2 separate regions of the Homo sapiens genome follow, and region 1 is linked to region 2. Evidence: read pairs that join two places in POLR2A ChIA-PET (ENCODE). Cell type or tissue: Panc1. All regions are shown on one strand. Each heading gives the region's core, and the rest is flanking DNA. Links, peaks and the distances in the headings are about the cores only. Region 1 overlaps LRRFIP1 (LRR binding FLII interacting protein 1). Region 2 holds the start of LOC124900521 (small nucleolar RNA SNORD55/SNORD39).

Region 1 (5,380 bases), core at 296-5,295, 190 kb before region 2:
TACACATTAAACACTGACTCCCCAAATTCACAGAGCTGAAGGTGGAGTGGGCATTGCTTTCCCCAGCCCTTGGCAACTCCCATGCAACTTTCTGTCTCCATGAATTTGATTAACGTAAATTTTTACTACTGAGCTTCGCTTTTCCAATAAAAGTTCAAGGTACATAGTTTAAATGTACATACTTTAATGCAAGCAGTATTGCATGACACCAGCCTGCCTTCTTTCGTCCTTTTTAAAAAATTAGACCAGAAACTGTTGTTGAATCCCATGTTGCCGGTCCTGATGGTTATCTTTCTAGTGAGACCCGAAAATTCACGTGGGGACATGACAGCTTTCCATTTTCATGAATTGCAAATGTGGAGGGCTCATGGTAGGGAGATGGTTTTATTTTTGTGGGTTTTGTTTCGTTTTGTTTTTTGAGACAGAGACTCGCTCTGTCACACAGGCTGGAGTTCAGTGACACGATCTCGGCTCATTGCAACCTCCGCCTCTCCGGTTCAAGGGATTCCCGTGCCTCAGCCTCCTGAGTAGCTGGAATTATAGATGGGCAACATACCTGGCTAATTTTTGTATTTTTAGTAGAGATTGGGTTTCACCCTGTTGGCCAGGCTGGTCTCAAACTCCTGGCCTCAAGTGATCTGCCCATCTCAGCCTCCCAAAGTGCTGGGATTACAGGCGTGAGCCACAGTGCCCGGCCCAGGAGATGGTTTTAAAACAGAGATGTGCCCTGGTTGCCTTCTCTGAAAGTTTCTCTCCACACAGATCTCCTGACCTTTGGTGTGGCTGATTTCACGTGGAGTCTGTTGGATTCGCACCATCTGGCTCCTGTTTTCTGGGGAAACTCTGCGCTGGCTTTCGTCTTCCTCCTTTTGTGATTACATAAACAAAAGGGTAAATTGTTTTCTTAAACGTTAGTTTTAAATTGTGCTAAAATACACATAACAAAGTTTGCCATCTTAACTATTTTTAAGTGTACATTTCAGTGACATCAAGTATACTCACCCTCTTGTGCAGCCAGCACCACCAGCCATCCCCAGAACTTCTTCATCTTGCAGAACTGAAACTCTGCCCCCATTAAACGCTGACTCCCCATTCTCTTCTCCATCCAGCCCTGGCACCCATCATTCTACTTTGTCTTGATGAATAGTATGAGGTACCTCATCTAGTTGGAATCATACAGCATTTGTCCTTTTGTGACTAGCTGATTTCACTTAGCATGATGTCCTCAAGGTTTTCTCACATTTTAGCAGATGACAGCATTTCCTTCCTTTTTAATTCTGAGTTAAATTCCACTATGTATCTATACTACATTGTGTTTCTCCATTCAGCCATCAGTGGACACTTGGGTTGCTTCTACCTACAAAAGACCAAATTATTTTGTCCATTTAATATAAGTTATTTGAAGGCCAGGCACAGTAGCTCATATCTATAACCCTAGCACTTTGAGAGGTCAAGGCAGGAGGATCGCTTAAGGCCAGGGGTTTGAGACCAGCCTAGGCAACATAGCAAGAATCCAATCTCTACCCAAAAAACTAAAAACTACATAATTAATAAAATGTGAATTATTTGAAGTTTCAGTGCAGATCCCTTCTTATCACTGTATTATCTGATATTATCGAGCCACCATGAAACCTCTAGCACAGCCTACCTGTGGTACCGGGAGGCCACCCTCCCAGCCACATCGGGGTCTGCCTGATTTCTGCTTTCCTCACTGCCTGGGTCCCTCTGCCTTCCCCCAGAGACGAAGATGCTGCAAGTTAGACTTGGAGCTCTAATATTGTATTCTAAATGTAGGGCATATATTTTAAATAATCGTAGAGTGTTAGAGCTAAAAAGGTTTAATATGCTTTATATTAAAAACATATTTATCTTGTTAATACTCTGAGTCCATTGCGTCACCTCGGGCGGACCATTTCCCCTTTTTCTAAAACCTACACCATGGGAGGGTCTCTTTGCCAAAAAGGAGAAGTTCATGAGCTTCCATTGCCTAATATCATTCTTTGGAGGCACAGTCATAGCTCCTTATCTGGCTCTCGAAGTTCAAGTCCAGCTGTCTAGATCATAACTTTCAACTAGGAAATCACCGGGTGCCTTAAAAAAATAACCAGCGCAAAGTTCAGGCCTCTTGTTCTAGAAAAGTAGTAAGGTTACTCCTACTAGAGCCACGGGATGTAGAATTCCAGTTACTGTTGGGGTTGTGTGTGTTTTAACAGGCACACCTCTTTCCCTGCAGCAGGGGGTACACAGCAGGCTGTGCAGAGTAGGGCAAGGTAGAAGCCCTGGGGTATGCAGGAAGGTGGGTGGGGAGGGGCTGGTGTGTCAGGGACAAATGTCAGCTCCCACATCCCTTGGTAAAGTGTGACTGGGTACATCAGATTTAGATTAAATTATCCTGAAACTATTTTTTTTTCTTTTTTTGAGACAGAGTCTCACTCTGTCACCCAGGCTGGAATGCAGTGGAGTGAGGTCAGCTCACTGCAACTTCTGCTTCCCAGGTTCAAGCAATTCTCCTGCCTCAGCCTCCTGAGTAGCTGGGATTATAGGCACCTGCCACCAAGCCCAGCTAATTTTTGGATTTTTTTAGTAGAGACAAGGTTTCACCATGCTGGCCAGGCTGGTCTCAAACTCCTGACCTCAAGTGATCTGCCTGCCGTAGCCTCCAAAAGTGCTGGGATTACAGGTGTGAGCCACAGCACCCCGCCCCTCAAACTATTTTGTAGCTTGCATTATATAGATCAAACACCTTCATTGCACTTACATCTCTAGTATTGTATTTACTTAAATAATGATTATCAATAGCAACTCATTTAATCCTTATAAACCCTGGGAACTGGGTACCATTATCCCTCCCATTTTACAGATGAGGAAACTGAAACACAAAGAGAGGATATGTAACTTGCCCAGCGCTGAAGACTCCCACCAGGCACAGCGCGCCTAGAATCTGTGCTCCCTGTCACCACAGTAGACAATTGTACTCCAGCATCAACAATGAAAATCACTTTTCACTGACTTAAGTATTATTCCTTCTCCAAGTTGATCTTCCACTGGTCTAACTTAGATTCTAGCCTTTAGGCAAGAGTATCTTGTTATGAGACGTGTAATTTGTTTCCTTTCAGGTGCCTTGCAACACAACTCTGTTTATCTCATAAGCAGTTTTAAATGCTATTTAAATTCTGACAAGGCTGAGTCCTGTACTGTGTGATTACAGAGCAAGCACTAACTCACAAAGCTACTGTGTCCTGATTATTTCTCTAATTGTAGAGTAATTTAAGGAAGAAGGAATATATCAGCAATAACCGTAAAATGATGATGATAATGGCAGTTCTGATGTTCATACCCAACAAAGAAATCAGCAATATAACTACTGAAAGGGTGTAGATAAAATTTGTAAATACTTGCGGATTATGTGTATGTCTAATCCAAAAAGTCAGTCTCAAACTGAGAGTTCAGTAAGATAGTTTGTAATAACAGAAACAAAAAACCAAAGCATTCCTATATCCTACCGTAATGATTTTTTTTTGAGACGGTGTATCGCTCTTGTTGCCCAGGCTAGAGTGCAATGGCATGATCTCGGCTCACTGCAACCTCTGCCAACTGAGTTCAAGTGATTCTCCTGCCTCAGCCTCCCGAGTAGCTGGGATTGCAGGTATGCACCACCACGCCCAGCTAATTTTGTATTTTTAGTAGAGACAGGGTTTCACCATGTTGGTCAGGCTGGTCTCAAACTCCTGACCTCGGGTGATCCACCCGCCTCGGCCTCCCAAAGTGCTGGGATTACAGGCATGAGCCACCGCGCCCAGCCTGATTTTTTAAATAATGGAAAAAATGATAAAATCCCACTCAATGTTGCATGTAGGAATAAAGAAAAATGCAGGGCCTATATGAAGACCATAATAATTTACTGAAGGACATAGTCAGTTGAAAAATGCAGAGAGCAATACCTTGTCTCTGAACAAGAAAACTCCACATTAAAAAGACACGGATCCATCCCCAAATAAATGATAAATACAGTTGGCCCTTTGTGTCTGTGGGTTCCACATTCATGGATTCAACCCATCTCAAATCAAAAATATTTGGGAAAAAAAAAGGCTGGGTGCAGTGGCTGGCCAGGCACAGTGGCTCAGGCCTGCAATCCCAGCACTTGGGAAGGCCAAGATGGGAGGGTCGCTTGAGGCCAGGAGTTCAAGACCAGCCTGGTCAACACAGTGAGGCCCCATTGCAATAAATAAATAAGAAAATATTTGGAAAAAAAATGGATGGTTGCCTCTGTACTGAACATGTACAGACGTTTTTCTTGTCATTATTCTCTAAACAATACAGTCTAACAACTATTTACATAGCATTTACATTGTATTAGGTATGAACAGGAACCTAGAGATGATTCAAGTACACAGGAGGATATGCACAGGTTATGTGCAAATACTCCACCATTTATGCTCAGAGACTTGAGCATCTCCAATTTTGGTATCCCAGTGGTTGGAAGGGGTCCTAGAACCAATGCCCCTTGAATACCGAGGGACAACTGCATAATGCATTTCAAATAAAATCTCAGTTTAGAGGGGAAGGTTGGTTGAAAGCTTAACAAATAGACTCTAGGCCAGCGTGGTGACACATGCCTGTAATCCCAGCGCTTTGGGAGATTGAGGTGGGCCCATCACTTGAGCCCAGGAGTTGGAGACCAACCTGGGCAACATGGTGAAACCCCATCTCTATAAAAATACAAAAATTAGCCAGGCAAGGTGGCACAGGCCTGTGGTCCCAGCTACTCCAGAGGCTGAGATGGGAGGATCACTTGAGCCCAAGAGGTGGAGGCTGTAGTGAGCCATGATCACGCCACTGCACTCCAGGCTGGGTAGCACAGTGAGACCCTGTGTCAAAAACAACAACAACAATGACAAAAAGAAAAAAAACAAATAGACTCCTGAGTTAATCTGGAAGAATAAATGGAGAGGCTGGCCAAGAAATTTTTGAAAAAACATAACAGGGGTAGTTTTCAACTTTTTTGTAGCCCACAGCTTCTTTATTCAAACACAATCTCACCTCCCTGTTCAAATACTTTCAGTGGGTCCTTTACTGCTTCCTGAATAAAGTCCAAGTTCCTTAACCTGCGTACTGTAAAAAGAGCATTCTGACAATATCCAAGGGTGTTCAAAAAGCAATGTTTACAACTCCCACAGTTCTACCACTTCGGCAGAGCAGCCCTGTGTTTATTCTGCATGTCCTTCTGGTCTTTGCATGCCTATGTCTTTTACACAGTCCTATTCTTTTTTTTCTTTTTTGAGATGGAGTCTCGTTCTGTGACCCAGGCTGGAGTACAGTGGTGTGATCTTGGCTCACTGCAACCTCCGCCTCCTGGGTTCAAGCGATTCTCCCACCTCTG
Region 2 (5,380 bases), core at 275-5,274:
AATACAAGTGACCCTTGAACAACGCAGGGGTGGGGCGCCGAACCCCCACATGGTCAGAAATTCGAGTGTAGCTCTTGACTCCCCCAAAGCTTAACGACAGCCTACTATTGAGCAGAGGCCTTACTGATAACATTATCTGTGAGTTAACCCATATTTTGTATGTTACATGTATGTATACTGTATTCTTTTTTTTTTTTCTTTTTTTGAGACTGAGTCTCCCTCTTTTGCCCAGGCTGTAGTACAGTGGTGCGATCTTGGCTCACCACAACCTCCAACTCCCGGGTTCAAGTGTTTCTCCTGCCTCAGCCTCCCCAGTAGCTCAGATTATAGGTGCCCGCTACCATGCCCGGCAAATTTTTGTATTTTTGGTAGAGACGGGGTTTCACTATCTTGGCCAGGCTGGTCTCAAACTCCCAACCTCAAGTGATCCATGCATCTTGGCTTCCCGAAGTGCTGGGATTACAGGCGTGAGCCACTGTGCCCAGCCTATACTGTATTCTTATAATGAAGTAAGCTAGAGAAAAGAAAGTGTTATTAAGAAAATTAGACCCAGCATGGTATCTCACGCCTGTAATCCTTGCATTTTGGGAGGCCAAGGTGGGAGGATCGCTTGAGTCCAGGGGGTGGAGGTTGCAATGAACCAAGATCACACCACTGCAATCCAGCGTGGGCAATAGAGTGAGATCCCATCTCAAAAAAACCCACAGAAAATATATATACTTTTCATTAAGTGTAAGTGGATCATCCTAAGGTCTTCATGTTGAGGAGGCCAAGAAGGAGGAGCAAGAGGAGGGGTTGGTCTTGCTGTCTCAGTGGCGGCAGCGGCAGAAGAAAAGCTTCATGTAGGTGATCCACACAGTTCAGAGCCATGTGGTCAAGAGTTAACACCTTAAACCTTCTGTCTTTCTCCTTTGGGGCCAGATGCTTTTTTATTGTATTTTTGTGGGGGTGGGGGTGGGAGAGGGATGGAGAATGCATCTTCTTCCCGTGTGTAAAGTAAGCTTTTGTCCTGTGAAGGAAGAACCGTTCGATGTGACACAACAACCTGCCCAGCTGGACATTGTCTCAGTGCTGGCAGGCCGCTGGCACTGGCGAGGCTGTGACACAGGAGAAGTGGTCAGAGGCTGCGAACCTACCGTGTTTCTGGGATGAATGGAGCGTTTCCTCATTCCTGTGCAGCCTTTCGGCAGTCTCAGGTGTCTGTTGGCCACTGTTTGTTCTGAGTGTGGCTTCGTTCTTCCTGAGTGAGCTTGCTCTGTACTTTACCTTGGGAGTTTTATTACCAGCATTGGGTTTTCTTCCCAAGATACAGGTTGTGGACCCTTATTCTTTCCCTGTGTGCTAGGATAGTCAGGATGATGGAAATAAGCAGTTCCTTGAAGATCTAGAGGGTCTTCATTTTCACCTGCAAAACCACCGGGGCCAGGCTCCTTTTCATGGTGTAGAAAATTGGCAACCTTTTCAGTATCTTTCTGGTGTTAATTGGTCCCCTTGGGTTTTCTGTCTTTTTTTTTTTTTTTTGGATGGAGTCTTGCTCTGTCGCCCAGGCTGGAGTGCAGTGGAGCGATGTCAGCTCACTGCAACCTCCACCTCCCAAGTTCAAGTGATTCTCCTGCCTCAGTCTCTCAGGTAGCTGGGATTACTGGTGCCTGCCACCATGTCCAGCTAATTTTTGTATTTTTAGTAGAGATAGGGTTTCACCATGTTGGCCAGGCTGCTCTCGAACTCCTGGCCTTCGGTGATCCACCCACCTCAGCCTCTCAAAGTGCTGGGATTACAGGCATGAGCCACTGTGCCTGGCTGGGGTTTTCTGTGTCTTGTAGCAGTGATGTTGTTTTACATTTTCCTCTGAAGTTGTTCATTTTATCCACATATCATTATGTGAACAATTATTTTTCTAATTCCCTCTACATCTGTGAACATCTGTCCTTTTTAGTGCAATTTTGTGAATTTGTATTTTCATGTTATTTCTTGATCAGAATGGACAGTGGTTAATCTGTGATTGGTCTCTTCCCCACTGATTCCCTCCCCCCACCAAAAAAAAAAAACAAAAAAAAAAAAACAGTTCCTGAGTTTACTTACTCTACACTTTTTCTTGAATGCCTAACGCATTTCTTTTTGTTCTTTGCTGGCGTGGGAATGAAACGTCATCGGTTCTCTGCTTGGCAGCTTGGCTGGATCCCCTGAGTTTGCCTCTGCCTTGTGCTCATGGTTGATATTTTCTGGATTCTCTGTATTTGTGGTTTCTGTTTCCTCTTTAGCACGTGAATTGTTTGGAAGCAAGTTTTTACAAATCTCAGGGGCTCCGGCTTTTTGGTTTCTCTCCCGATACTCATTGCTAGTTTTATTGCACTGTGGTCGGGGGCAGAGCGGGAACCACAACCATGACTTAGTGTGCATTGCGGGTTCTTTCTTGGTCTTACAAATTTTTCGTGTTGTAAATGGCCCGTAAGCCCGTGGGAGGAGTGTGGCGTTTTTATGTATCCATCCCGGTCATCATATTAAATTTAATACTTAGGGCCTCCGTATCCCTATTTTCATCTTCTCCATCCATGCGCATTGTGTGAAAACCCTGCACTGCGTTTGTGATCCTGCCTGCTTTCCCTGGGCACGTGTTGCTGCGTGTTCACGCAGGGGAGAGGATGGGGAATTCCATATGTGACCCTGCCAGTCACAGCTGCATGGTGACTTCTTATAGCTCTGTCCCAGTCATTGCTTTTTTAATTTTAATTGCGGTAAAGTATACACCACATAAAATGTACCATCTTACCTATTTTTAAGTGTACAGTTCTATGCCACTAAGCACACTCACGCTGCTGTACAACCATCGCCACTATCCATCCCTAGAAGTTTTTTCATTTTGCAAAACTGAAACTCTGTCCCAGTTAAACACTAACCCCCTGCTGATTTACCACCTCCCCCAGCCCCTGGGACCCACGATTCTACTTTCTGTCTCTGACTACTCTAGGAACCTGTATTAGTGGAATCATACAGCATTTGTGACTGGCTCATTTCACTTAAGGTTCTTCCATGTCGTAGTGTGAATCAGAATTTCCTTCCTTTTGAAGGCCAAATAATATTCCACTGTTATGGATAGACCACACTGTGTTTATCCATTCATCCATGGACACGTGGGTTGCTTCCACTTCTGGCTGTTGTGAATCAGGCTGCTGTGAACATGGGTGTTCAGATATCTCTGTGAGACCCTGCTTCCAGTTCCTTTGGGCATATACCCAGGGCATATACCCCGGATCATTAGGTGGTTCTGTGTTTAATGTTTTGAGGAGCCGCCACAGCGTTTCCGCAGTGGCTGTGGCATCGTGCGTTCCCACCAGCAGTGCACAAGGCTCTGGTTCTCAGGGGCCGTGTGAGGCCACCTCTGCCATGCTGCAGGCTCCCCAGCACGCAGTGGGGAACCCAACCTTGGAGAGCCGAGCCGGGGAAGAAAAAGCGTCTCCACAGCCTTGGCAACACTTGTGATTTTGTTTTCGATGGTAGCCGTTCTAACGGGATTGAGGAGCCATTCGTTACTTCACAGGTGGACAGCAGCAGCTTTGTCGGGGACAACATTGTGGTTTCTCGTTGTCTAGTCTTTTGTCTGTGTCATGTCCCGCCACCCACCTTTTGGATGTTCCCCGGAGTCACTTAGCTCTTTGACCTGGTTTAACATCTGGTTTTCTTGTGGATTTTAATGTTGTTTACCAAATCCCAGGGCCTGCCCCGAGGGCCTGGTGACCCTGGGCAGGCCATTTCCCGTCCTGTGCAACTCTGATCTGCAGGATGGGGTGGTGTGGGAGCACCCATGTCCCTGCCTGAGGACTCTCCAGGCCTCCGTGGGGGCGGTAGCAGGGCCTGGCCCATGCGGCGCGCTGGTGCTGCTCACCCGCCTTTCTGGCTTTAAGAAGTATGCTTGGAGCTCATCTAACATCTTATTTTCCATTTTCTGTTTCTTAATACTTACAGAGGCTTCCGACTTTTTCTCCAGGTCTGTATTTTCCTTGTTCTTCTCTGGTAATTTGGAAGGTAGACAGTCAGTTTTTAGTTCAACCTGTGTTTTATTTTATGACTTAAAAAAATGAGGATTTCTTGGCTTGTCAACTTCAGAAATGAAGAGTGCCGGTTGACAATGTGTAGAGTTTTACTGAATGGCAGTCGGGGGCAGGACCAAGGCTGGGGAGGAGGATGGAGGGTACTGTGTGCAGTCAGGGGTCTCCCACCAGGTTCCTAAGGTTGGAGGTGAGGCTGGAGGCTGCCACAGTTATCCAAGTGAGGACTCGGAAGGGCCTGGGCATTTCCAGTAAGAGTGAGCAACACGGATGCAAGAGAGGGACAAAGAACTGTGCACAGCAACCCCATCCAGCACAAAGCAGGCACTTCGTGGGGGTAGAGGCTCTGAGCCCGAGAGAGGGGACAGTGGGCTGGAATGCAGTGCTTTGCTGTCTTTGAGGACCAAAATCAGATGACAGGTGGAGGAGAATCTACTTGGTGGAGGCTTTGGCGGGGTAAGCGGCTGTGTGGGTGGGAGAGGAACAACCCGGCCCTGGCCCACGGCCCCGAGGACCTTTCCTCTTCTCGCAACCGCCCCTGCACTGGCTGCTCAGAGGTGTCAGTGGATGGCGGGAGTTTCTCAGCCTGGACTTGAGAAGTTGGAATGAGAGGGTCTTGCCAGAGAAAGGAGAGCACCTTGGGGCTTCAGCCAGCTGACCCCTAGAGAGACAGGACTTTAGACAGAGCAGGGGCAGGGAGAGGAGGAGCTCAGACAGCTGAGTGCTTTCACTCTAGAGGATGTCAAGTTTGACCTGGAGGGAAGCAATGGGGAGATATCCCAGCCACACAGGAAACGCCAGGCCATGGTTGACACCTCACGCAGGCACTCGCATGCCTGAAACGGACCAGGCCATGCAGGGAGCAGATGCTCACCGGGGACAGAGGCCTCGCAACCCACCAGGGACAGATCGTGGCAACTGAAGGGGCCCTGTTCAGGAGAGCTAGATGTCAGGGAGGCAGCAGCAGGCGTTCCTATGGGCTGGGGAGCTCTGGGTTCCTCCACCGCCCCCCGACCCCAACTCCCTTGGGCCCTGGGCACTTCTACCCTCTGGGACAGTCGTCCCCAACTCTCTTGGTCCTGCCCCCGCCAGTAAAATAATCTGGACACGCTCCTCCAGGATTTGCTTATAAATTAGACCCCTGTGCCACTGCGCTATGTGTTCTAAAATGTATGCAAAAATAGGCTTCTTTAAGCCCAGGAAGTCAAGGCTGCAGCGAGCCAAGAGAGCGCCAGTGCACTCCAACCTAGGCAGCAGAGTGAGACCCTGTCTCCAAAAAAGGAAGAAAGAAAACCACTAGATACGGTGATGGTTGTACACCTTAGTGAATTTAC

Evidence for each region. Peaks named below come from ENCODE experiments on the same cell type or tissue, not always from the same donor. Only the 100,000 strongest peaks of a DNase experiment are listed, where the experiment ranks them.
Region 1: POLR2A ChIA-PET joins it to region 2 with 5 read pairs; 2 of 35 experiments call an interaction of 5 or more read pairs at or near these places.

What each region holds. Positions count from the first base shown.
Region 1 is chr2:237,676,106-237,681,485 of GRCh38, forward strand. The region is part of intron 1 of LRRFIP1 (LRR binding FLII interacting protein 1); the gene reads left to right. Among named protein-coding and RNA genes, the nearest start is that of LRRFIP1, 51 kb to the left of the region's middle. In Panc1, for the core only: no CTCF peak of the experiment used is centred there; no DNase peak of the experiment used is centred there.
Region 2 is chr2:237,866,542-237,871,921 of GRCh38, forward strand. The region is part of intron 1 of RAMP1 (receptor activity modifying protein 1); the gene reads left to right. It overlaps LOC124900521 (small nucleolar RNA SNORD55/SNORD39), which reads left to right and starts at 3,363; the gene lies at 3,363-3,441. In Panc1, for the core only: no CTCF peak of the experiment used is centred there; no DNase peak of the experiment used is centred there; H3K27ac peaks cover 827 bases.